Linked DNA regions of Mus musculus: regions 1 and 3 are each linked to region 2. A link is a loop called in an ENCODE intact Hi-C map of the cell type or tissue named here. Cell type or tissue: left cerebral cortex. All regions are shown on one strand.

What was found. A loop is a pair of places that touch in the nucleus more often than their neighbours do. Peaks named below come from ENCODE experiments on the same cell type or tissue, not always from the same donor. Only the 100,000 strongest peaks of a DNase experiment are listed, where the experiment ranks them.
Region 1: it touches region 2 in a loop (6-fold over the local background); 32 of 42 quality-filtered maps call a loop at or near these places.
Region 3: it touches region 2 in a loop (4-fold over the local background); 22 of 42 quality-filtered maps call a loop at or near these places.

The regions. Positions count from the first base shown.
Region 1 is chr14:68,147,709-68,155,708 of GRCm38, forward strand. No RefSeq gene overlaps it. Among named protein-coding and RNA genes, the nearest start is that of Nefm, 27 kb to the left of the region's middle. In left cerebral cortex, a CTCF peak has its summit at 3,744 (motif pointing left); a DNase peak (open chromatin) is centred at 3,706.
Region 2 is chr14:67,988,588-67,996,587 of GRCm38, forward strand. No RefSeq gene overlaps it. Among named protein-coding and RNA genes, the nearest start is that of Gm41189, 43 kb to the right of the region's middle. In left cerebral cortex, a CTCF peak has its summit at 4,724 (motif pointing right); DNase peaks (open chromatin) are centred at 4,782 and 5,168; H3K4me3 peaks cover 348 bases; H3K27ac peaks cover 1,207 bases.
Region 3 is chr14:68,047,722-68,055,721 of GRCm38, forward strand. All of the region lies in intron 1 of Gm31107 (a long non-coding RNA gene), which reads right to left. Among named protein-coding and RNA genes, the nearest start is that of Gm52127, 13 kb to the left of the region's middle. In left cerebral cortex, CTCF peaks have their summits at 2,282 (motif pointing right) and 4,018; DNase peaks (open chromatin) are centred at 3,462 and 3,988; H3K4me3 peaks cover 955 bases; H3K27ac peaks cover 740 bases.

The DNA.
Region 1 (8,000 bases), 160 kb after region 2:
ATTCTAATGTGTGTGTGCGCACTTGCACACGTGCATGCTAATGCTGCCTTATGTATGTGAGAAGGGAGGCCAGAGTCTGACATGAAGTGTCTTCCTCTATTTTGTTCTACCTTATTCTCTGAAAGAGGATTTCCCCAGAGCTTTGAGTTTGCTGTTTTGACTATAGATTGGCTGTCCAGTAAGCCCTGGGGATCTGTCTGTGTTTGGGCTGTAGATGCACACAAGTAGCTCTGGGTTTCACCTGGGTGCTGGGAAGACAAACCAAGGCCCCCCATGCTTACACAGCACTCTCTTTACCAACTGAGCTACCTCCCCAGCACACCTACTTGTAAGATGTTGAAAACACATTTTACCCAAGCTTTCTTTCCACGGGTGTGTCAGAGTTATTTCGTTTGTTTGTTATGAACTGGTGGAGTGTCCTGGTTTGTTTTGGTCAACCCCACATAAGCTTAGACAAATCTGGGTAGAGGAAATCTTAACTGAGAGCGAACCTTTGTAAGATTGGCATATAGTATTGGTGAGGGAGAGCTCTCCTCCCTTCTCCCTTGTCCCCAACACTGGCAGCAAGAGAGCTGGCTCCTACAGGGTCTACATGCTCTGCCCCTCACCCGCTGCAGCACTCAGGAGAGCTGGCCTTGCCTTTTATTGGCTGTGCGTGGAGTTGGTGAGGGACAGATGCCCTCCCCTCCCCTTTGCCCTTTCACAGGTATGGGCAGGAGAGCTCACAGGGAGCTCCCATGGGGTCATGAGAGTGGGAGAGCTGAAGAGGAGCCCCTACACCTCACCTGGGCAGCGCAGTAGTAGAGCTGACTGTGACGTTGGAGGAATGTTGAAGTGGCCCTAAGGGTGTGACTGTGAGGGAGATGGACTTGTATCTTGTCTGCCATGCAGCAGTGTGGAGGAGGGAAAGGTACATTCCAGCGTCTCACCCCTCACCACTTACAGCAGGTGGGAAAGCTGGTGTCATGAGAGAAGAGATGGCCCTGACCCTCACCTGATGAAGCACCCGAGAGAGCAGGCTATGCATCTTGCCTGGGCAGTAGAGCTGGCCTGGATGTGGTGGTTGTAACCTTGAGGTCGTGAGTGCAGGGGAGCAGGCCCTGCCTCTTGTCTGATGGGCATCTTGTGTGGATGAGGAAGAGATGCCCTCCTCCCTTCAATTGTCCCTCAACACCTATGGCAGGTGGGAGAGCGTTCCAGGGCCATGAGAACGGGGGAACTGGCAGTGTCCCTCACCAGCTGCAATACTCAGAGAGTGGACCATGCACCTTGCCTAAGCAGTGGGGTAGAACGGGCCCTGATTGCAGGGGTTGCTGGTGAGCCAGTAGGTTGACCAGCTCAGATACCTCTCAAGCCTAGATCTAGGGCTTTGAATTTGCCCACCCCAACATCTGCCCCATGAATGAACTGCTGAAGTACATGATGGGGCCAGTCCTTCAGATCCATAGCTGCAGGATCTCCGTGACACAGTGCAACTATGGGATGTCTAAGAGGAATCCAGGTGAGGTTTCAGTATTGATGGAATGGTGGAAGTCAGAGGCCTTGTACCAGACTAATGGACATTGTAATGAACATTTGCGGCAGAGAGATGCAGACAAAGGGGTATAGTGTGGGCTGTACAGTGTGTGGCATATTACAGATTCTACAGCAAAAATATTTTCTCTGCTGTGGGGAAAATTTCAAGGGTATGTGGGGAGGGAAAGATGAATGGGATTGGGGTACATGATTTGGAATTCACAAAGAACAAATTAAAAAAGAAAGATTGACCTATAGGCCAGACTGTGGGAGACTTTCTTTAATAATTTATGTGGGAGAGCTCAGCTCACTGTGGGTAGAGGCACCCTGGGAAGGTGATCCTGAGATGTATATGAAACCAGACTGAGCAAGCCGTGAGGAGTACTTCCATAAGTAGTGTTCCTTCATGACCTCTTGTGATAGTTTGTATATGCTTGGCCCAGGGAGTGATACTATTTGGAGGTGTGGTCTTGTTGGAGTAGGTGTGTCACTGTGGGAGTGGGCTTTAAGACCCTACTCCTAGCTGCCTGGAAGTGAGGATTCTGCTAGCAGTCTTCAGATGAAGATATAGATCTCTCAGCTCCTCCTGCACCATGCCTGCCTGGATGCTGCCATGCTCCCTCCTTGATGATACTGGACTGAATCTCTGAAACTGTAAGCCAGCCCCAATTAAATGTTGTCATTTATAAGACTTGTCTTGGTCATGGTATCTCTTCACAGCAGTAAAACTCTAAGTAAGATACTTCTGTTTCAGTTTCTGCCTCCAGGTTTTTTTCTTGAGTTCCTGCCCTGACTTCCTTGAGCAATCGAATGTAGCCTGAGAATTTGAAGATAGAACAAACCTTTTCTTCCTCAAGTTGCTTTTGGCCATGGTGTTTTATCACAGTTGTGGAAACCTAACTAAGACATGGAGGTGGGGTAGGGAATTTTACTTTGGGGAGAGAGAGAGAGAGAGAGAGAGAGAGAGAGAGAGAGAGAGAGAGAGAGAGAGAGAGAGAGAGAGAGAAACCCTAGATGATTTGTTAGCTTCATTTTCTACAGCGTAGCAGTCAGTACTCAGGTTATGAGCACAGGTTAGACCCCACTGGCTAACCAGCACACTGACTTTGTTGATGCTGGAAGAAGGTCAGGAAATCCATCCCCAGGGCTGGGAAGGTGAAGGTAGAGAAGGAAACTGATGTTACCTGGGGTGGAGTGAACCAGAGCAACTCTGTGGAGGAACCGAGTACAGAGACTGAAGAGAGGCAACAGTGCTCACCACGCAAGCATGAGGATATGAGTTCGAATCCTCAGAACTCAGGGCTCACACAAGGAAATGGGAAGCCGAGGAAGGAGAAGCCCTGGAAACAAGCCAGCAAGCCTGGTGCACTCGGTGGAGGAAATAACAAAGAAACCCAGTCCCAAACAGGTAAAGGCGAGGCTCTCCCCTGACTCCATAATCACACTGTGGCATGTTCACGACAGCACACACACACGGTCACACACACACGATGCACTCAAACACACACACAAGCATGTATGCATGCATGTACTCACACATATGGACACAAGCATGCACGCATGTACTCACACTTATGCAAGCTTGCACACATGCACACACTTCTCACACACACAGGCATGATGCGGTCAAACACACAAGCATGCATGCATGCATGCACTCTCTCTCTCTCTCTCTCTCTCTCTCTCTCTCTCTCACACACACACACACACACACACACACACACACACACACACACACACACACTTGCACTTACACTTTAAAATGTGAAGCTAGATTACTGTTTATTTTGTTACTCTGTTCACAAAGCATCCCGGGGACTTGTCTGCATAGACTGTCCACACAGTATTTATTGCAGGCGCTGTATGCACCAAGCACAGGATCTAGACACTGAAGAGAAAGGACAAACTAAACAAACGCTTGTTAACTCGCAGTTCCTGGGAGCTTGCTTTCCTGCAGAGAGAAGGCTTTAGAGAGCCCTGCCGGGCTTGCAGCTGGTTGCAGAGCTCAGGTCGCATTGAGAATGTCTGGCTGCAGTCAAAGGAGCTACTGATGAAGTTAACCCAACAGCATCAGCCCAGGGGATCCAGCAGCCAGGAATGTGAGGCTAGGAGACTAAACTGTACCATCTAGTTAAGAGAGCCTTATTTCATAGTTAGTAAAGCCAGTTTGTTTTGCTCAGGACCAAGGAAATTAAGACTTAAGTATGTAGAGAGCTCCCCCTACTGGGCACATGACATTGCTACATAATAAAGCCAATGAAATTATAAGTCACTCCATTAGCTTTTAAAAATTTATGGTGTTATAGATGTTCACACAAGAGGGCCTTGCATATAATAAAAAATACCCCTGCATTAATCTATTTTGCTCCCCTTAAGTACACACACACACACACACACACACACACACACACACACACACACACACTTTCTGCTTTATGCAGACGTCAGCTCTTAAAGCAGTCATTGTTAATGCTGAGCATATGCTTGTGTGCTGGCTAGTTTTGTGTCAGCTTCACTCAAGATGTAGTAATTAGAGAGAGCCTCAGTTGAGAAAATGCTTCATAAGATCGGGCTGTGTAGAGCTTGTAGGGCATTTTCTTAATTAATGATTGATGGGGGAGGGTCCAGCCCACTATGCACTAGTGGTCCTAGGTCCTACTAGAAAGCAGGCTGAGCAAGCTATGAGGAGCAAGCCAGTAAGCAGCACCTCTCCATGCCCTCTGCATCAGCTTCTGCCTCTAGATTCCTACCCTGCTTGAGTTCATGCCCTGACTTCCTTCAATGAACATTGGTATGAAAATGATATGGAAGCCAAAAAACCTTTCCCCCACAAGGTGCTTTCGGCCATACTGGTTCATCACAGTGATAATAAGCCTGACTAAGACAGCTGGCGTGGGCTGGGATCACAGCGTGGATTCTTACCTGGCAGGTGTCAGGTATAACTGGGATGTCTCATCACACATACAGAAGCTGCTGGGCAAGGAGCTTCCATGTGGTCTGGTCTTCTTTTTGTCTTTTTCTACCTTTGCATCTCTCTCTCTCTCTCTCTCTCTCTCTCTCTCTCTCTCTCTCTCTCTCTCTCTCTCTCTCTCTCTCTCTCTGCAGTCACCCTTCCCTGGCTGTGTACCCTGGTCCTCTCTTAAGCAATAAATTTGTTAAGAGCAGACACTGATACTAATGGATAGACAGATGTGTAGGCAGGAGCTTTCTAGACCATTTTGCATTAGAAATACTTCTATTTTGGCTCTTTTACTTTTATTAGAGGGCAGGGATAGTATTTCATTTACTATTTGGTCTTAAACGCTTAACCCAGTGCCTAATGTATGCTGTGATAGAAATTTATAGACTAAGATATTTAAGGGACTGGGGAGAGAGATCAGTTGGCAAAGTGCTTGCTACATAAGGATGGGAGTTCAATTCCCAGGGACAGTGTAAAAATCCAGCTCTGAGGAGTGGCATTGGAGCTTGAGGTCCAGTCTTGGTACCCATGTGCACATATGTATACCTGCTCATACATGTGCTTGTATACCTGCACATACACACACTGGCCTTTACATATACTATACAACTGCACACACACATGCACCTGCAAATACCTGCACATGCACGTGTACCTGGACATGAATGAACACAAATATCAAAATCCTTTACATATACACATACAAAGATACTCATTTTTTCATATTCGCAATTTCTTAAAATTACAGTGTTAAGAGAGATGGCTGGAGAGATGGCTCAGTGTTGATGAGCACTGGCTGCTCTTCCAAAAGTCCTGAGTTCAATTTCCAGCACCCACATGAAGGCTCACAACCATCTATAATGGTACACCATGGGATCTGATACCCTCTTCTTGTGTGCAGGTATATATGCAGACTAAACACCGATGTATGCAAATAAAGAAATCTTAAAGTAAAAATGTCAAACATGGTCACATAGAGAACAATGAAGTAGATCATGTTTTCTATGGTAAAGGCAGTTACTGCTCAGTTAAACTATTTCTTGAGGAATAAATTTTTTTATGAAAAATAATTTTATATTTATACATTATGGTAAATTAAAAACGGAAGCGGTTGAAAATGTTATCCAATCTGTGCAGTATAGGTGAAACACATAAACAGCATTGAGAGGAAGCTCCGAGGAACGTTAACAGAGGATCTGTGATTTCCTGTGCATCCATTATCCCCCCTACAATGAAGACACACTATGTCTGCAGTCAGAAAAATATCTCTAATTAAACCCCATGATATAAAAACTTCATTTCTATTTTAAGGCCTTTAGAATTCCCAGTGGTACACAGGATAGAAGATAAATCACATTGTTTGCTGATTATACCAGGCTCAGAAAATCGCCACTTAGTTTCCTTTTTCTATAAACTGCTTTCCCCCCAATTGCCTATTCCAGCCACAATTAATTTATTCTTTTTAAAAACTTGCTATTAAAACATAGTTATTTCTAAAAATTTTGGAAAAGTCTAGAAAGTATAAGAAGAGTTGAAGGCTGGGCATGGTGGTGCACGCCTTTAATCCCAGCACTTGGGAGGCAGAGGCAGGCGGATTTCTGAGTTCGAGGACAGCCTGGTCTACAGAGTGAGTTCCAGGACAGCCAGGGCTGCAGAGAAACCCTGTCTCGAGAAAAAAAAAAAAAAAAAGAAGAAGAGTTGAGGCGGGAGGAAAATTTGACAGAATGCTACAGACCTTCAGTGGTTAGATAATGCTGCTTCTAGAAGCAATGGGTTAGTGAGGAAAATTCCCAGTGTCAGGCACACGATTCGTTCATTTCAGTTGTTGATCATGGTGGCTCCAGAGCCCCCCTAAAGTCATCTTGGTCACCTACTGGAACTGAGACCACACATCTCAGCTGCAAGATATGGAGAAAGCCAGCTGGGAGTAAGTCGGGAACCTTCTCCTTGCTGGCTAACTTTCAGAGCACTGGAAGTGTCAATGTAAGTAGCTGGTGGAGAAAAGGCATCCATGGTCTCATCCAGTGGTGAACCTGACAAATGGCAAAACCAACCTGTCAGGCAAACGTGCCACCCGTGTAATAGTGGCATGACAGTATTGGCACAACCACCTACCCTCTGCTTGTGTTTGAGGACTGTTTCACAGCAGAGAATCCATTCCTAGTACCACAAGCTAGGTTAGCAACCTGTGCTAGGAGATGTCACAGGTTCAAGAGGGGAATATACTCCCTCATTTAACTACAATGGCCCGGCATCAAAATGCCTATAGATGTTTGTGTTTGTACTCATAACAAAAGCTATTTTCAGGCTTAATCAGAGAACCCTCTTTACCATGTATAGTTGTGAATGCAGGGACTCATGGATCCTCAAGTGATGATTGAGGGCCCAGTCCTAGACAAGACATTTATACCCCACCCCCAAGGCTCAGAAAACATTGTAGAAGATGAGATAGGAGCAAGAAGACAGGGTTGTGAAATGCTATTCTCTAGGCACACGATCTTATAGCAGTTTTAGTTACTCTCACAGGGCCCACAGAAATTAGCTCTGCCATTAATCAGATAAGGATGGCTCATGGGGCTCTACCTCTTACTCTGAACCACTGGCTACCGAAAGGTTCCAGAAGAAGGGGAGTCATTGTCTCAAGTTGTCCAACAACCGCTGAGCTTATCTCACTACAATGGATAGCTCCAAACCTAGACACACAGATAGACTTGGTTAAACTCAGTGGGTCATAGAACAGATTTATAGGCAGGAATGTAAGAGAGAGACTTTTAGGGAAGTGGGAGGCTCATCACACCAAAGGTGAGAGGGATCTAAAGAGGATGAGGGAAATGACAGTATTCAGAATACAATATAAATTGTCCAAGAATAAATTTATCTTGTTTTAACAAAGCCCTTATAGGTCTCTTCTAAAGATTCAAGGCAATCTCTTAACTTTGAGCCCTAAAAAAATAAGTTATGCTCTTTCAATGTAGAGTGGCACAGAGTAAACGTTTCCATTCATAAAAGGGGGAATGAGAGCAAACCAAGGAAAGATCTGATCAAAGCCAGGAAGCACCAAATCCATGGCCAGCATCCGGGGCTCCTTCTGACATCATCTGGGTTCCAGTCGGCTTGGGTAGACCCAGCCCTCCAGTTCTACTGCCAGCAGCACATGGAGCCTCTCTCTTGGCCTAGCACTATTTGTTTCTATTCTTTCAAGTAAAATAGACCATGTGTTACCTCTGAGAGCAGTACTTCTCAATACATGGGTCAGAAGTCCTTTATGGGCTGTATTTTAGATATTGTTGGCTTAAGAGTAATCATTCCTTTCTGCCTAGAACTGAGAGGATTAAGCGAGAGAGGAGAGGAGCTGTACACAGTCAGTGCTCAACAGCACCCTTACTAGCTGTGCATTTTGATATTTGAAGGTTCTCAAAAGTCTTGGTAGGGTTTCTTATATGAGCTGGGCTTGCAATGCTGGCCTCAGCCACACTGGGCTGTCACTCTATTCAGCTCTTCACCTGTACCCTCAGTTGTCCTGCGG
Region 2 (8,000 bases):
TCCTAGAATCTCTGCCTTCAATGCACTCCCTATGAACTACCATGAAACACTGTTGGGTCAGCTTGCCTTTCTAAGTTCCTAGATTTTCCTTTTTCTTCTTTGTGGGTCTCTTTCTTTGAGATTCTGGCCAGATTCTAAGTATATCCGTTTTTGGTACTCTAGGTATTATTATTCTTCCTCTGAAGCCTCTCCCCTCACCTCCTTCTTACCATGCAGCTGCTTGTTAGACACATGGCTGACCTCCATGTCTAGCTCATATATCATGGCTCTCTCTCTTCATCCCAAACTCCCATCCACAAATCTGTGTATAGTAAGCGTCTCTGTAAAACTTATCCTCTGTTGTCTGTAAACTTAGTTCTTTAAATTTGCAACATAGAAATCCAAAAATCACTAGCTTTGACTACCATTAATTTCCAGGACTATAATTCCTCTAAGAAACCCCATCATTACCAATGACACCCTGACATTCCTGCAACCCCCTGCTTTGCTCAAGTTTATGTCCTTGTCCATCTGACACTGTGAGTACTATGTGTGAACTTTGGAGTTAGGTGAAGTTAAGTGTGGCTCTCCTGCCTATTCCAGTCATCTGACCTCTGAGCCTCACTTCCAGAAACTAGAGATGGCAGGATCTAATCAGAGGATGATGATGATGATGACGACGATGATGATGATGATGGAGATCAGAACCTGACAATAAAGTGCCTGGGAGAAGCCTGGCACCTAGGAGCCACCCTGCATGCTATCACCTTTTTAAAGGTCTGTATAGTTTAAATGCCCGTGTCTTACTAAATGACAACTGAAATTTTTTTGAGGATGAACCTTTTGGTAGAAAGCATTGCCTCCACATGCACCCTGCTCTAACCGCTGAACGGCTAGATGCCTTCAAAAGTATCAATCAGATCTATGTGCTTCTTGGTGAACCCCACAGTATACCATCTGTCAGAGTGAGACAGGAGCAGAGAATCCACAAGTGAACTGCCCTCTATTGGAGTGGTATATCCCAACACTGAGCATAGAATAAACTCAGGACATCTTACAGGTGGGCTCAGGATGAAGCCCACGATCTCAGAAAGCCCCAGGTGAAAAATTTCACCATGTTACCAAGGCAACCAGTCACACCCCTCAATGGCTGGAGTATGTTGAATGTTCACGTGCATGGTTCAGTGGTGGATGGGATTTCATCTTCCCCACTGGTAAAGGATGAATGATGAGCCTTGAGAAACCGAGGTATTTTGTTACATGTGGTTTTCTCTATCAGCATGAAACTCATTAAAGAGAAGCACACGGTTAATGGACCCCAGGCTGTGCTAAGCCCTCTCCTTGAGAAAGAGCTCCAGAGGGATTCTCGCAAAGGCGCGTTTCAGGCACATTTTTTTTTTTAAAAGGTAATTTGAAACATGGTTTTATAATTTGTAAAATAATGAGATCATGATTATGTTCCAAACCAATGATTCTTAAGAGTGATTTCAATGGATTGGCTTACTGCTATTTTATAGAACTGAGACCATCATCTTTAGGTGGAGTGATGGGTGCCACTAGACTGCCAGAAAGGGAGAAAGACAGAGACGGAGACAGAGAGATATTAGGGGTTAGGCAATAACCGTAAGCATCCCTTCATCTTAGCCTGATTTCGAGGTGACAGGTCCAGCTACCCTGAGGTATGTGCCGGCCCCACCCGCCATGTTGTCTTGGAGTCTGTTCCCATTCTCTTTGGTTACCTGTGCTCAAAGTCTCTGCCTCTTTCCTTTCCCCAAGCCTGGGAGTGAGGGCGGGGCAATGCTCTGCTGTCTCCACTGCAGAATTGGCAAGCACTTCTGTCAGCAGGAGAGTGCCAGTCCTTAGCTGTAGAAACCTTCAGATAACCTGACTCACGTCCTACAGGGTGTCATCCTGTCCTGGGGCAAATCGATTTCAATTGTCATTGACTTGAACTGTATTGTAAGATGACCTTGAAATAGCCACAGAAGCCAGTCTTTCCTGCCACCTGCCTGAAGACAACAAACCAAAGGGCAGAGTACTTTAGGGCAGGGTGGGGATGGGGTGGGGGGTGGGGATATGGTTGGGAGGAAGTGGGAGGGAGCATGCTCCAAGTTTAACCTTTTCTAGCTCAGGTCTCCCATCTTGCTCCTGGGTTGAGAGTCCATTGTTTCCAGGGTAGAGTATACTGTTTGTGAATATGGTATCTGAGTGGGGACAGCTGAGTGGCTCAGCTGCCCACCGACCACACTTACCTTTTGTTAAGTCTCAGTGTATTCAAAACATTGTACTCCTACTCGCTGTGACCATCCTGGGTTGTCAGAGTCTCCAAGGACTAGTAAAACCAAAGTCCCCGCCCACATATTTAATGAGTTCATTATCCCCCAAATGAGCTTTAGAGTCACCTCAAACCAGGAGCTTAGCAAGCCATTAACTGACATACTGGAATTGCCACCCTTTCCTGGTAAAACCAAGTGTAAGTGGTTGGTGAAGGGTGAAGGTCGTGGGGTGAAGGGTGAAGAGTTGAGTTATCTGTTTTTTTTTTTAAAGGTTTATTTATTTTATTATACATAAGTACACTGGTCTTCAGCCACACCAGAAGAGGGCGTCAGATCTCATTACAGATGGTTGTGAGCCACCATGTGGTTGCTGGGATTTGAACTCAGGACCTCTGGAAGAGCAGGCAGTACTCTTAACCATCTCTCCAGCCCTGGATTGTCTTTTTAGGTAAGAGGTTTATTGAAAGAGTCCGTAACAACAAAGATGGACAGACAGCAGCAGTGTTTGAACGTCTGAGGAGGTTCAGGTACACATGGCAGAGTGGGATTTCCTTCTTTGGGGTATCAGAAGAAGTGGGGGAGGCTCTATGCCCTCTGAGACTGACAGGTTCTATAGCATATGTTTGCAGTCCCAGTGCCTCAGGCTCATCCACTCATTTCTGGATGGCCAGAGGAAAGAGAGGGAATCCATTAGTCTGGAGCCAGTATGTAAAATCGTTTTTGGGGGTGAGGAGAGCAAGAATCTGGAAAGACAAGCTCATGGAGGAAGGTTACTAGATGGAGTGACCCTGGCTGACCACTGGCATGGGAAAGTATTGTTATGTGCACCTGGGGGGGGGGGGGATGAGTTGCATATTGTTTTATTAATTTCAATTTTTTTTATTTTTAATCTTTTGTGTGTAAGGGTGTTTTGCTTCCATGTATGCCTGTTCACCATTTGTGCCCACAGAAGCCCAAAGAGGATGCTAGATCTCCCGTAACTGGAGTTCCAGGTAGTTGTGAGCTGTCCTGCGGAAGCTGGGAGTGGAACCCCGGTCCTCAAGAAGAGTAGCCAGTGCTCTCAATGGCTTAGCCATCTCTCCAACTCATGGTGCATATAGATGCTAGGGAACTTCTTACGTTGCATAAGTATTATCACCTGAGGCTGTCAATCACCACATAGCTGTTTCTATTCCATCCACACTCTCACCCTAGCTGCACTCACCATCTCCCTCGCTCTGTTAACTCCAGACCTCCTTAGCTCTTTGAGAACCTGCCTTTGCATTGTAAGGCAAAGGCAACACAGTCTCTTATCAGAGAACGGGGTGGGGGGGGGTTACAGAGGGCGAATGTTTAGCTGAAATGATCCTCAGAGAGTCAAGAACACAGAAGACTCAGGTGTCAGTCCCTCCCGTCCCTCTCAGACTTCATCCACACCAGAAATCTAAAGTAAGGCACGTGGGTGGAGGGGACCAGAAGTCACGTGACCAGATCATTGGTTCCTGAGACACAAGACAGAATCCAGTCTCATCTTCTAAGGTGACAGTTAGCTACCTGGAGGAGCCTTACTGTAGGTGCTTATTATGTGCATAGCAGTTAACTGACTTTCTATCCATGTGGAGTTTGTCATATATATCTTAATAACCATTGTCGATCCTGGAAAATTATGTATCATCAGGTGTGTGATGGTCTCAGTTACCTCGAAGTCACAATAGACAGCTGTTTCAGCAAGCTGTAAAACCTGTGTGTCTAGGATGTCACTTAGCTGGTGTCTTTTCTTCTTTATTTTGAACATTCATCTCAAGGTGTAATGTAAGGGAAAAGCCTGCCTAAATCCACCAACATTTTTTTTCTGTCAGTCTAGTTTAGGAGGACCTAAGATGTTGTCTAAGTGAAGAGACACCATGATCACAGCTCTTATGAAGGAAAACATTTAACTGGGGCTGGCTTACAGTTTCAGAGGTTTAGTCCATTTTAGTCATGGTAGATATTGGTATTGAAGGAACCAAGAGTCCTATATCTTGATCCACAGACAGCAATAGGAGATTGCCACACTAGGCATAGCTTGAGCATAGGAGAACTCAAAGCTCGCCCTTCTAGTGACACACTTCCTCTAACAAGGCCACACCTACTCTAACAAGTCCATACCTATATCTCCTAATAGTTCCACTTCCTATGGGACAATCATTCAAACACATGAGTCTATGGTGGCCGTCCCTATTCAAACTACTGCAGATGTCATCTCTGTCTCTATATAACGTGTACAACCTTTAAGGGTTGTACTTCTCAATAAAACCCCAATAAAAACTTCCTGATGACAGAGTCAAAAGTGTTTCCACATCAAACTTGGAAAAGCACCCTAAATATACCTTACCCCACCGGAGCAGGTACCTCTGCGGAGGTAGGTATTACATACATTTTTGAATATGAAGACTTTCTTCCTGAATATGCAGACTTAGAGAGACCTCAGCATCTTGCAGTGGCGCCATTTGACCACAAGGTGGCAGAACCCTCCAAACATATGAACTGGAAAGCTATTTAGGCCATTTGCTCTAATCCCACGCATTACCCACGGACATGGGTAATTTTTCGGCTCTCATTCTGTGGGCACTGTCATTGGCTATAGTAAGAATTAGCCTACGATCAAATGCTCAAATAAAGCCAAACTCTGAGATTCTCACCCTTTTATTTTCTGCCTGATGCTTCGCTTCCTTCTTAACAGGACAAGGGGGAGGGAGACACAAGCCCGAGCATCCCAGAAGGGGCTAGAACATTCGGCTCTGCCGTGATGAGTTAGTTTGACAAGCTAAATGATGATCCAACAGGAATGGGGGCATATTAATATCGTTGTTTCCATTTTGGGCCTTTTCTTGCAGGTTGTAAGATACAGTACTCTGCAGCAGCGCCTACACGGGGCTATCACAGAGCCCTGCTATTTTAATCGGCCTAATTGGGTTTCTCATCTCTGTTAGGAGAGCTGGAAGGTGTGGGAAGATGAAAGAGGCGTGGAAAGACACTTAATTGGCTCTGTGTTCCATATATCTTTATGTAACCGCGAGGAGATCTTATATAAAGAACGCGTAGAGGGAGAAGAGGGAAGTGGGGGTACAGCTGATGGACGGACACTCTCTAGGCACCCAGCTTGCATGAACATTTCAGCCAGCAGTGACAGAGCAGAGAAACCTGCCTCAGAAGGCGCTTGTCTCCTATCTCTCAGATGATTCGCGTTGCTTCTACTTGTAGAGATTTTGCCACACAAGGTTAAGTAAATCTTGGCAAGACATCACGATCATAGCAGAAAACATTCCCAGTTAGTGTGAAAATAAGAAAGCAAAGCCATATGGATTCAGGACGTGTGTGTGTGTGTGTGTGTGTGTGTGTGTGTGTTTATAGGACAGAGGTTGACATTACGCATCTTCCTTTGTTCTCTCCTACTTTGCTTTTTAAAGACAGGCTTTCTCAAAGAGACCCTGAAGCTCCCAGATTGGGCTTGATTGGCTAGCCAGCAAGCCCAAGGACTCTCATGTCTTCTGTGTGTCTCTAGTGCTAGGATTACAGGTGTCTGCTAGCATTCCTAGCTTTTAAATGTGGGTTCTAGGCATTCAAATTCAGGTCCTGTGATATATGATCCCGGGATAAGCAGCACTTCACCAATAGAGATATCCCCCAGGCTCAAGGGCTTTCTTGAATATTCTGCAGATATGCTACGCTGTGTCTGAAAGCTCTTTGACCCAAGCTTTAGGAATTACTTGTTTCCCATTAACCACTTTGCCTCTGATGAATTATTGAAACAGTGCCTCGTTTAAAGAAAGCAGAATTTGCGTCTTTTCTCCCCCAGGTATTAATCTAAGGCCACCAGGAGCTCTTGGCCTAATCAAAGCTCACCAAGGTCCTGCTGCTTGCAGGCTGGGGGCGGCTTGAGAGCCCTGGGTTCAGGGGAGGTGCTGGGACAGCCTTGGCTCAGCCAGGTGCTGCACTGCAGAGCTCGCTGCAGTCAAGCCTGCAGCAGGCCAGCCAGTTCAGCCCTGTTAAAGTCACAGCGCTGACTTATCTGTTTTACTGGCCACACCCAGGATGCTACTAATGGTTGAAGAGCCAGCTTCCTTTGGGGCTCCACTAGTCAGTCCAAGCTCCAGGGCTGTAGTCTGAGGAGGGGGAGGGAGAGATTTTTAGATTATATTTCTTAACAGCATTGTTACACTATCCTGGCTGCTGAAAACTCAGCCTTATTTCCAGGGTAAAATTCTTCTTATATTCTCACCTATGTAGCCAAGCCCATTTTAACTTGTGTGGGGACCCCTAGAAAGAGTTATTCTTCCTGAGTTAGTGACCACAGGGCCCAGAAAAGGGAGCAGGGTCTCGCCATTCATTGCCAAGTTGCTTGGCAGGAAGTTCCTTTTATAATTCCCACATTCATCTCACCTGTACCTAAGCTAGACCATTGGACAGACCTGGTCACAGAGAAGAAACACAGGGACCAACAGAACTCTTTTTTCTCCATGTGGTATTTAAAGGATGCAGAGGTCCAGTGTTTTCTTCCTCAGTAGGGGGATAGATCACTGGTAGCATATTTATATAAGACAATAGAACACAATCATCAAAAAGGCTCTCTGTTTTACTTTTTTATTGAGAATCTCATATTCATATACAAGGAAACATGATCATACACACCCCTCTACGTCTCCCCTTCAACTCTCTATATCCCCCCACCCCCAACACTGCCTCTCCCATCTTCCCGTCTTCTTTTCTCTTGGTGTGTCATAACCCACTAATTCTGATTGGTGTTGTGCATATGTGCCTGGGAACCCACAGTGGCCACACCCTCAGGGAAGAATGATATCCCCCTCCCTCAGCACCTACCAACTGTCACTAGCTCTGCAGCAAGGGGTGGGGCGTAGATAGTCCCGAGCCCTGAATCTGCTCCTTTCCCAGTACACAGCCGTAATGAACTGTCATCTTTTTTTGTTTGTTTGCTTTGTTTTCTGAGACAGGGCTTCTTTGTGTAGCTTTGGCTTGTCCTGGAACTCACTCTGTAGATCAGGCTGTCCTTGAACTCATAGAGATCTGCCTGCCTCTGCCTCCCGAGTGCTGGGATTAAAGGGGTGTGCCACCACTACCTGGATGAACTTTCATCTTTTCACTCAAGAGTCTTCTCTTGGCATATTCACTTTTTTTCTTGTGTGTTGAGGAAACTATTAGGTAAGATAGAGTTAATTTTATCATAAGCACTGAGGTACTGTGACAGTTGGATAACTCGTGTGTACTAGCCCATCAGGAGGGTAGAATATACAGTGCATATACCCTGGAACAGGATGATGATTTATGTCCTGGGCAGGTTAGGGCAGTATGTCTTGAGATTCCCCTGCGATATTCAGAATGTTGTGCAATTGAAAACTTAAGGAGTAGGTTACTTCTGGAATTTTCCATTTGATATATTCAGACTGCCATGATCACAGACTGAAACACAGAAAGCAAAAATACATATAGAAGCCTGGATTTTAGGCCCTCCGGTTTATTTATTAATTTACAGCCTGCCCTTAAGGCAATCAAACAGATTCTTTCATAGACACAGAACACACAGGAAAGGCAGGTGTTGAATAATGCAGGCAGAGGAAAGGGCACAGGCAAAGTGGAACAGGTGAAAAAGGCCTGGCATAAAACATTCTTGCCAAGAGAGGAAGGGAGGAATGCTTCCAGGACCAGGGTTTATGGATAGCTTTAAAGGTGTGGCAGGGAGCAGGAAAGACTGCAGGGCTACCTGCTACA
Region 3 (8,000 bases), 59 kb after region 2:
GTTCTCCCCTTCTCTCTCCAGCCCAGGCTTCTGTCATGGGCTAGTGAGGTGTCCTTATGGACCCTGGGTAGCTCCTCGTCTTGCTAAAGTCCCACATCGGACGATACAGTCATTTCATCTTGGTTAAACACTATTTTGTGTGTATTGAACTCAGTTTTGAGGCCCTGCCTGGACTCTAGCTTCATGTGCTGTGGCTAGGAAATTAGAAGGGCCTTAGGTGATTTGGAGTTCACCTCAGAAAGTTTTTTTCTTGAACGGTTGTCTCTAGTCAACTGCCTGCAAAACAGTTTATGTACATAAGTTCATCTGATTTGGTAGTTTTCAAGGCTGGAGGTCTAGTGTGTGTTTTATTCCATCACAACTAGAAGTGTGAGTCCTTCTTATTTTTTTTTAAAGGCTCATCTTCCTCTTGGCAGATGATGCTTTTCAGATCCCCATGGCTCGATGTCTCATCTCCCCAGCTCCTTGCACCGCCTCCTCTCCAAAGAGGCCAGGTTCCCATAGGAATGCGCTGGTAACTTTGTATTTTCTCTCCCAGGAACAAGTGCAGGTCACAGCCCATTAACAAAAGGAGCCAGTAAGAAGCAGGGCAGGCAGTGATTGACAGCCCTTTCAGACTCAGCTCCACCCCTCTCTGTCTTTCTTCCCTAGGATGACTTCCCTAGGATGGCAAAGCCCACACACACTTCGCAGTTCTGAGCATTTCACAGCAACAGGAACCATATTGGTATTGATACAAGTTCACATTTCCTGCTAAGGAAGGGTGTTTGCTTGCAGACAGATGTGCAAACTCATCAATTGATAAAGCCAGTCAGTTCTCACCATAAGCCAGGGAGACAGGAAGATGACGTCACCAAAGAGGTTGGCTCCTCCCTTGCGCACAATTTTTGCGACTACATGCACATTTTATGATGTCTCTAAGTCTGCCCTTGGTTCAAGCTAATTAGATAAAAATGTCGAGGATGAGGAAGTAGTATGCCGTGTGAGGTTTAGCCTGCAATCAGCCTGTCTTCACAGGGGTGCAGACGCCAAGGAGCAAATGTGAGTGTTGGCTTAAGAAAGCAAACTTCCAGTGGACTTTCTTCAGTCTTAGGAATCAACATCCATTAAACATGTTCCCTAACTGTCTTTGTGTGCCTGTGAACATGTGTGTGGGCATGTGCGTATGTGTATGTGTGTGCCTCTGTGTGTGTGTGTGTGTGTGCCTCTGTGTGTGTGTCTGTGTATGTCTCTCTCTCTCTCTCTTTCTCTCTCTCTGAACACACTATTACTCAGAGGCTGAAGAATGGCCTCTAGTGTTCTTCTCTACCACCCTCTACCTTCTTTATTTAAATAAGATCTTTCCCTGAAGCTGGAGCTAGGCTGACCAGCAGCCAGCCTCACAGATCCTCCTTCTAGGCTATCCACAGTGCTGGGGTTAGAGGCTCACAGGGCCTCACCTAGCTTTCTATATGAGATACAAATTAGTTTTCTTATCCACTGAGCTATCTCTCCAGATCCATCTCTCTATGTAAACACTGAACCATTGTGAAGAATGTATTTTTGATATACCTCATTTAAAAAAATATTATAACAATAAAATTTGGGAATATTAATCCTCAGCCAACGGTCAGCTGCAGAGTCAAGTTTTGCTCCGGATGGCTGGATTTCAGTTTGTGCTTTGTTTATGCTATCCCAGTACCTAACTAACCACACCTACCCTAAGCCAGCTGATTCCATAAGGCGGGGTTCTAAACAATTCCAGGTCATTCTGGCTTCTTTAGCCTCCGGGACCACATATCTTTACTCAGACAGCAGAAAGGGCTTTCAAGCACTTAATTCAAACCCTGACTTTAACCTTTTCTGTAAAGATGAGCACAGTCATGTTTACTTTGCTGGGGCTGTGAGGGTTAAACCATCTGGGATGCTAGGGGAGGCCATCAGATGTTCAGCACTGCGCTGTGTGATTGCAGCAATAAGCAGACACCTCGAAGACACTAGGGGGCCCTTGATTTAATTTTACTTGACAGTGGCTGGCAGGGGCAGGCCATACTACTCTCACATAAACCCTTCATGTATTATGGAACAAGGTCGCCTAATCTCCCAAGAACAAAGCTAAGGCAGGTGCCTCAGCCACTGCTAGAGTAGCCGCCTTCTCTACTATTTCTAGGTAAATGAACCGACCTGTTAGGTGGATCCTGAGGTGAGGGTTAAGGGGAGGAAGCTGAAGTCGGTTGTCAAAAGTTTCATAGGAAAAGCAGAAAAACAAACTCGCAGTGTGGGGTGTAGTGGGGCTTAAACCACTAGGGGGTGGCTATTGCTCGAGTGGGTCCCACGGACAAGTCATTAAACTCCCCAGCCTTGTTCAATGGCCAGCAAAAGCTGGTAGAAATCTCAGTAGCTGCGGAGACCTGACTAACTAGCTCCGAGGTGTGTGTGTGTGTGTGGTGGGAGGAGGCTTGAGGGAGGGGGAGGGGATAGCACAGGACTGGAAACCCCCCAGGCTGGTTTTCTCTTTGGTCTCCCAAGCATCCGCCTGCTTTCCAGAGACGCTCCCAGTTCTTCCTTACATGGCCGCTCTTTGCTTTAAAAGGATCTATCTTAACTGGAAGGATGACACACCTGCCCTGTGAATCCTAAAGAGTCTTTCTTCACCCATATCGGTCTCAGAACGGGAAGTTTTGTGGTCCTTAGGCCTGGCTGAGGGGTGTCCTTTGTGTCTACAAAGTGGCACTCAAGATCTTTGTGGACCACTTCATCACCCACCCAGGCATGGGTCATTACCAACTGATTCATCTAAGGAGAAACTTCACAGAAGTGCTTAAAAGCCAAACCATTAATAGGAAAGAGGTTCAAGAAGGATCAGGTTAAGCGATAGTGGTGTGTGTGTGTGTGTGTGTGTGTGTGTGTGTGTGTGTGTGTGTGTGTGTGTGTGTGTTGAGCTGAGTACATACAGATCAGTAAAACCCCACGCTGGGGACTGCAGCATTTTTCAGTACAGGGCACTGCAGGTTTCTGCAGTAGAAACCCGAAAGCCAAGCGCATTGTACTTGGGTCGACCGAGACAGACTCCATAGAGAAATTACGGAAGTTACTAACAAACAAAGCAAAACAACAAAACGGACAAGGTAGACGCTTCCTGCAGCGCTACAATACCCTAAGCAGGAAATCGAGTGAGACACCCACAGGTCCCTTTCCTCTCAGCAGCACCATGGCCCCTCCGAGAGAGAGGCTAAGCTCCCCTTAGTCCAGCTAATCTTAAAGAAAATTATATGTTCATATTCCAGAAACGTGAACCATTCTACACTGGGGTCCCCTTGCAGCCCCCAGGCCCCTCTCTCCCCCCCTCTCCCCAGGCTCGAACTCTAGGGTGTGGAAAGCCTAGGAGACTCTGCTAATCACTCACAGGATGCGGGAGGCTGCAGCTGGGGAAGGAATGAGTCAGCGAGATCCTGTGGCAGAGCGAGCGGGAGGGGCGCAGACTCCGTTAGGAGCCCCAGCTCCTGTTAGTGTGAAGACCTCTAACCTTGATCTATCTTTTGATCGTCCCTTGCTCCCCGGGACAGGTCACGCCACGGCCCTCGTGCAGCTTCTCGAGTCACCTTCGCCGTGCCCAGAAATCTAGTCTACGTGGGTTGCTAGGCATCCTAGCAGGAACGCCCGACCCTTCTCCAGCCGGTTTCTCCTGGTCACTAGGGGAAGAGGATAAGTACCATTGCCCCCCTAGTCCAAAGAACGCCCCTTATGTTTCTGCAATGCTTCTGGCTCCGGGTCTCTCCACCAGTCTGTTTTCCGCATTAAAACAAACTTCTAGAAAAGTTACAATTTTGAACTTAAGAATACTGCAGCGCCAACTCCCCCGCCTCGCCCTCCTGCAGGAGAAGAAGAAAACTTGAATGCCAGAAAAAGCTAAACTAAGATGCCCTGAACACTCTGTCCATCGTACTGCTCAACAAGGAAGACCCTCTACTCCGGGAACAATAACTGCAGGCCACGCCCTAGGAGGCTCTCGCAGTCCCGCGCTGCTCCAGGCCGCCAGCAGGGGCGCTGTCGGAGCGGCAAATGAGGGACATCAGTGAAAGATGAATTCCTTTCACATTCTCAGGGGTTCAGGGAGGAGGGCACCCAAAAAGTTCTTCAAAAAGAAAGGTCTTGGAGACATATCTCCCATTTAGTCGTCTGTCAACCAACCCTTGAACTTAAAAAGAGAGACAGACAGACAAGTGTCATAGGCGTAAAAACAAATACTTTTGTGTTCTCCACCATTCTCCAGGGTCCTCCAAAATATATATAGAAAAATTCTATTAATTTCTATGATATCCATATCCACATTCTTTAGACTTGTTTATATGTCTTAGAGCAGGATACCCCTCTAAGTTTTGTTTGCAGTACTTTCAGACGAGGCCCGGCGGAGAAAGGGTCACTCATTTATCCATCCTGAAACCCACCGGGCTTCTCTTCTATAGCTCATACCCCTGGGTTCTCTTTTAGAATAGAAGTTTGGCTCTTTTTCTTTCTCTCACTACTTGGGAATCCGTGGTTACATCATGCTTGCTTGCCTTCGGCCTTGAATTGGGTTAAACACAGCTTCTTCTTTGCCTGTGTCCCCACAGGCAAGGTTGCCTAATGACAGAGCAGAACTATAAAACTAAATGGGTGTCAATGACAAAGCAGAATTTCAGTGTTCAAGAGACTCTTAATGAGACATCATCTTCCTCTGGCTAGACCTGCCGATGAGATAATGTCTCTGGCGGAGAAGAGCGTGGGCTGTAACCCGTTAATGGCCAGAGGGGTCGAAGATCTCTGAGTACTGTTTCTGGGACAGCTTTGATTGGAGTGGTGCTGGGGGCTTGCTTTCTCGGCTGCAGCTTGGAACAGGAGATCCAAGAGTTACATACAAATCTGATCCTACAGTGCTGTGTAGCTCAGGGGGGTGGAGGTAGCAGAACAGGTCTCGGTGTCCCAGGCAGGGAGAGAAGCCAGTGCTGCGAGATAGGAGCAGAGGAAGCTTCCTTGCTCTTCAAACTTCTCTATTAGTCTGCCATAGCCCCGAGACCCCACCCTTAGGGAACAGTCTCCTTTCTTCAAGGGGAAACTGAGGCACAGAGAAGTTAGGGTGTTTGCAACTTGAGAATCCAAATCTCTGGATACTCTGTGTAGTCTTTGCTGCTGCATAGGACTTTTCTCATGTGTGTGTGTGTGTGTGTGTGTGTGTGTGTGTGTGTGTGTGTGTGTGTGTGTGTGTATGTGTGTGTGTGTGTACCCACTGAGGCTAGAGATTAATGTTGAGTATCTTTCTTGGTCACTCTCTACCTTTTTAATTAATTAATTAATTAATTAATTAATTAATTAATTTTTGAAACAGGGACTCTTCCTGAACCCGGGGCTTACCAACTTATCTAGACTGCTGGCTAGCGAATCCCAGAACTCCTCTTATCCTCATTTCCCCATCATCGTGACTACAGATGCTCTACTGCATTCTGCTTTCCATATGGGTGCTGGGGATCCAAACTCATGTTCTCACAGCAAACAATTTACTGAGCATCTCCTCAGCTGCCAGACCTTCCTGTCTTAAAATATTGCTGGGGATTCCCTTTTGTCTGCCCTCTGCCTCTCTTCTCTGCTTGGGATAATTGATAAACTGATGATTAAAGATCTCCACATGATTTAAGATCTCTACATGAAGGCCGGGCGGTGGTGGCGCACGCCTTCAATCCCAGCACTTGGTAGGCAGAGGCAGGCGGATTTCTGAGTTCCAGACCAACCTGGTCTACAAAGTGAGTTCCAGGACAGCCAGGGCTATACAGAGAAACCCTGTATCAAAAAGACAAACAACAACAACAACAAAAAAATTAAATCAAATCAAAACAAAACAAAACAAACAAAAAAAACCGCCTGGAAGGACAAGGGGAGTTGCAGCATTTTAAGAAGAAGAGAATAGGAAAAAAAAAAAAAAGAAAGAAAGAAAAAGGTGTTGCCATGGGACCCAGTTAACATACTGGTATAATGAGGTAAGAAAGGAAGCAGACAGTGTGTGGAGACAGCATCCGCCTGTGAAAAGACTAAAGTAACATTGTCCTGTTCTGACTCCATTTTGTATCTGCTCAGACAGTTCTCAGCCCTTTACCCAATGCGCACCTCTACCTTGGTGATTTCATGACCTTGACCGTGGTCCACATGTATTAACCAATAATTGGCAAGTTATGTCCAAAATAACTGCTCTGCTCTGCCTGGAAGGAATATTTCAAAGTTACTCCAACTCTCACCTGAGTTTGATGTATCTTTATGGTTTTTACCTTTAAAAAAGTGTATATCTGAGCTAGGACACCAAGAGACTTCTTGGCGTCTCAAGTCTACTCTTGGAGATCAAGGAAAAGAACTTAAAATTTTTAATTGGCTTAATCAGTGTGCATAGTTTTCTCTTTCTTTTTCCTTTTCTTTTCTTTCCTTTTGTTTTTGTTTGTTTGTTTGTTTTGTTTTGTTTTTGAGACAGGTTTCTCTGTGTAGTCCTGTTGGTCCTGGGGATTTCTCACAGCTTGGGCTGGCCTCGAACTCACCACTGCACCTGTTTCTCCTCCTGAATGCAGCCAGTGTGGGTTTCCATAACTATCTGGAATGGATCATTACACCCTAGTGTGGAAGAGAAATGGACCATTTCTCACTGTGGGTCAGCACACAGCTCCGTCGCTCACTCGGTGCACCTGGAGATGTATTGCTTATGAGCCTCCGTCTACTTTGTCTTCCTTCTCACAGATACTTCCTTGCATAGGGCAGTGTGAGGGATTATGCAGCAGGGAGTTGCACAGTCAGGAAAACACCTTTAGCTTTCAATTTAAGCTGTCTGAACGCCTGACATTTTAATCCATCTAAGAGCTCTTTCCTAAGCAAGCCAGCGACAGACAAGCCACTGTCAGCTTCAGGCTGTGAGCTAAGGGGAGAGACACTGCCAAAATAAATGCAGTTGGGTCTTAGAGATTTGGATGTAGGGTCTGGGCAGGGCTGCTAGCGGCAGGGAGCTGTCAGGAAGAAAGCACGGGGGGGGGGGGCCGGGGGGGGGGGGGGGGTGCGGGGGCGGGGATAGGGTTCTGAATTGTGAGGCTGACTTTTTTTTTTTTCCTCAGCAATTTGCCTATTCCCTGATGTGTACTTCCACTGTTTCAGTGAGTCTGAGTTTTAGGAGCAAAATAATGAAGAGCTCTCAGGTCCGCAGTTTATGGAATTAGAAGGAACTAGGGGAAGCTGGTTCGCGGTGTAAGAAAAACAGGGGGCCGGGATTACTGCAGTTTCCTTCTTTTAAAACAATAAGCATAAAGGCATCACTGTTAGTGATTCATTGGTGCGGATCCTACAGCCATTACTTGCCCAGTCCTCGAGGGTCTTGTAATGTCACCCTGCTGGCTAGAATAATACATTCGTGACCCATAGAGGTCTTAAATTGTACGATAATTCTTTCCTTTAAAACGCACAGGTTATGGGTAGGGTAGAAAGCCCAGGATGCAAACTCAATGCATAACGCAGCCACTAACTAAGGCTGCTTCGATTTGGTTTGGACTGGAAATACGGTTAAATTCAAAGGGCATTTGATGTGAGTGTGTGTTTCAAAAGTAGAATAGGGATCTCACAGCAACTAAGCATGGAAGTTTCCAGAAAGAGTATTAAGAGATGCACATGGTGTGTCATTGAATGCCGTTCCCAGCCCCCACATATGGCAGCTCGCAGCTACCTGCAACTCCAGTTCCAGGGACTCCAACTCCCTCTTCTGGCCTCCGTGGGCACTTGCACTTACATGCACACCCCCGCCCCCAAGATATACAAATACACAGAAAGTTAAAAATAATTAGTTTTATTCTGAACCTATTCAAAAGCGCAAAGAGAAGAATTACGAAGTTGTCCTCTGACCTCCACATGTGTTATAGTGCGCGTACGATCACAGCACACTTATGTTATGCATATACAGACTTACATCACACACAAGCACAATGAGTAAGGCCTACAAGAAAAGAACAATGGTTAAGAAATTA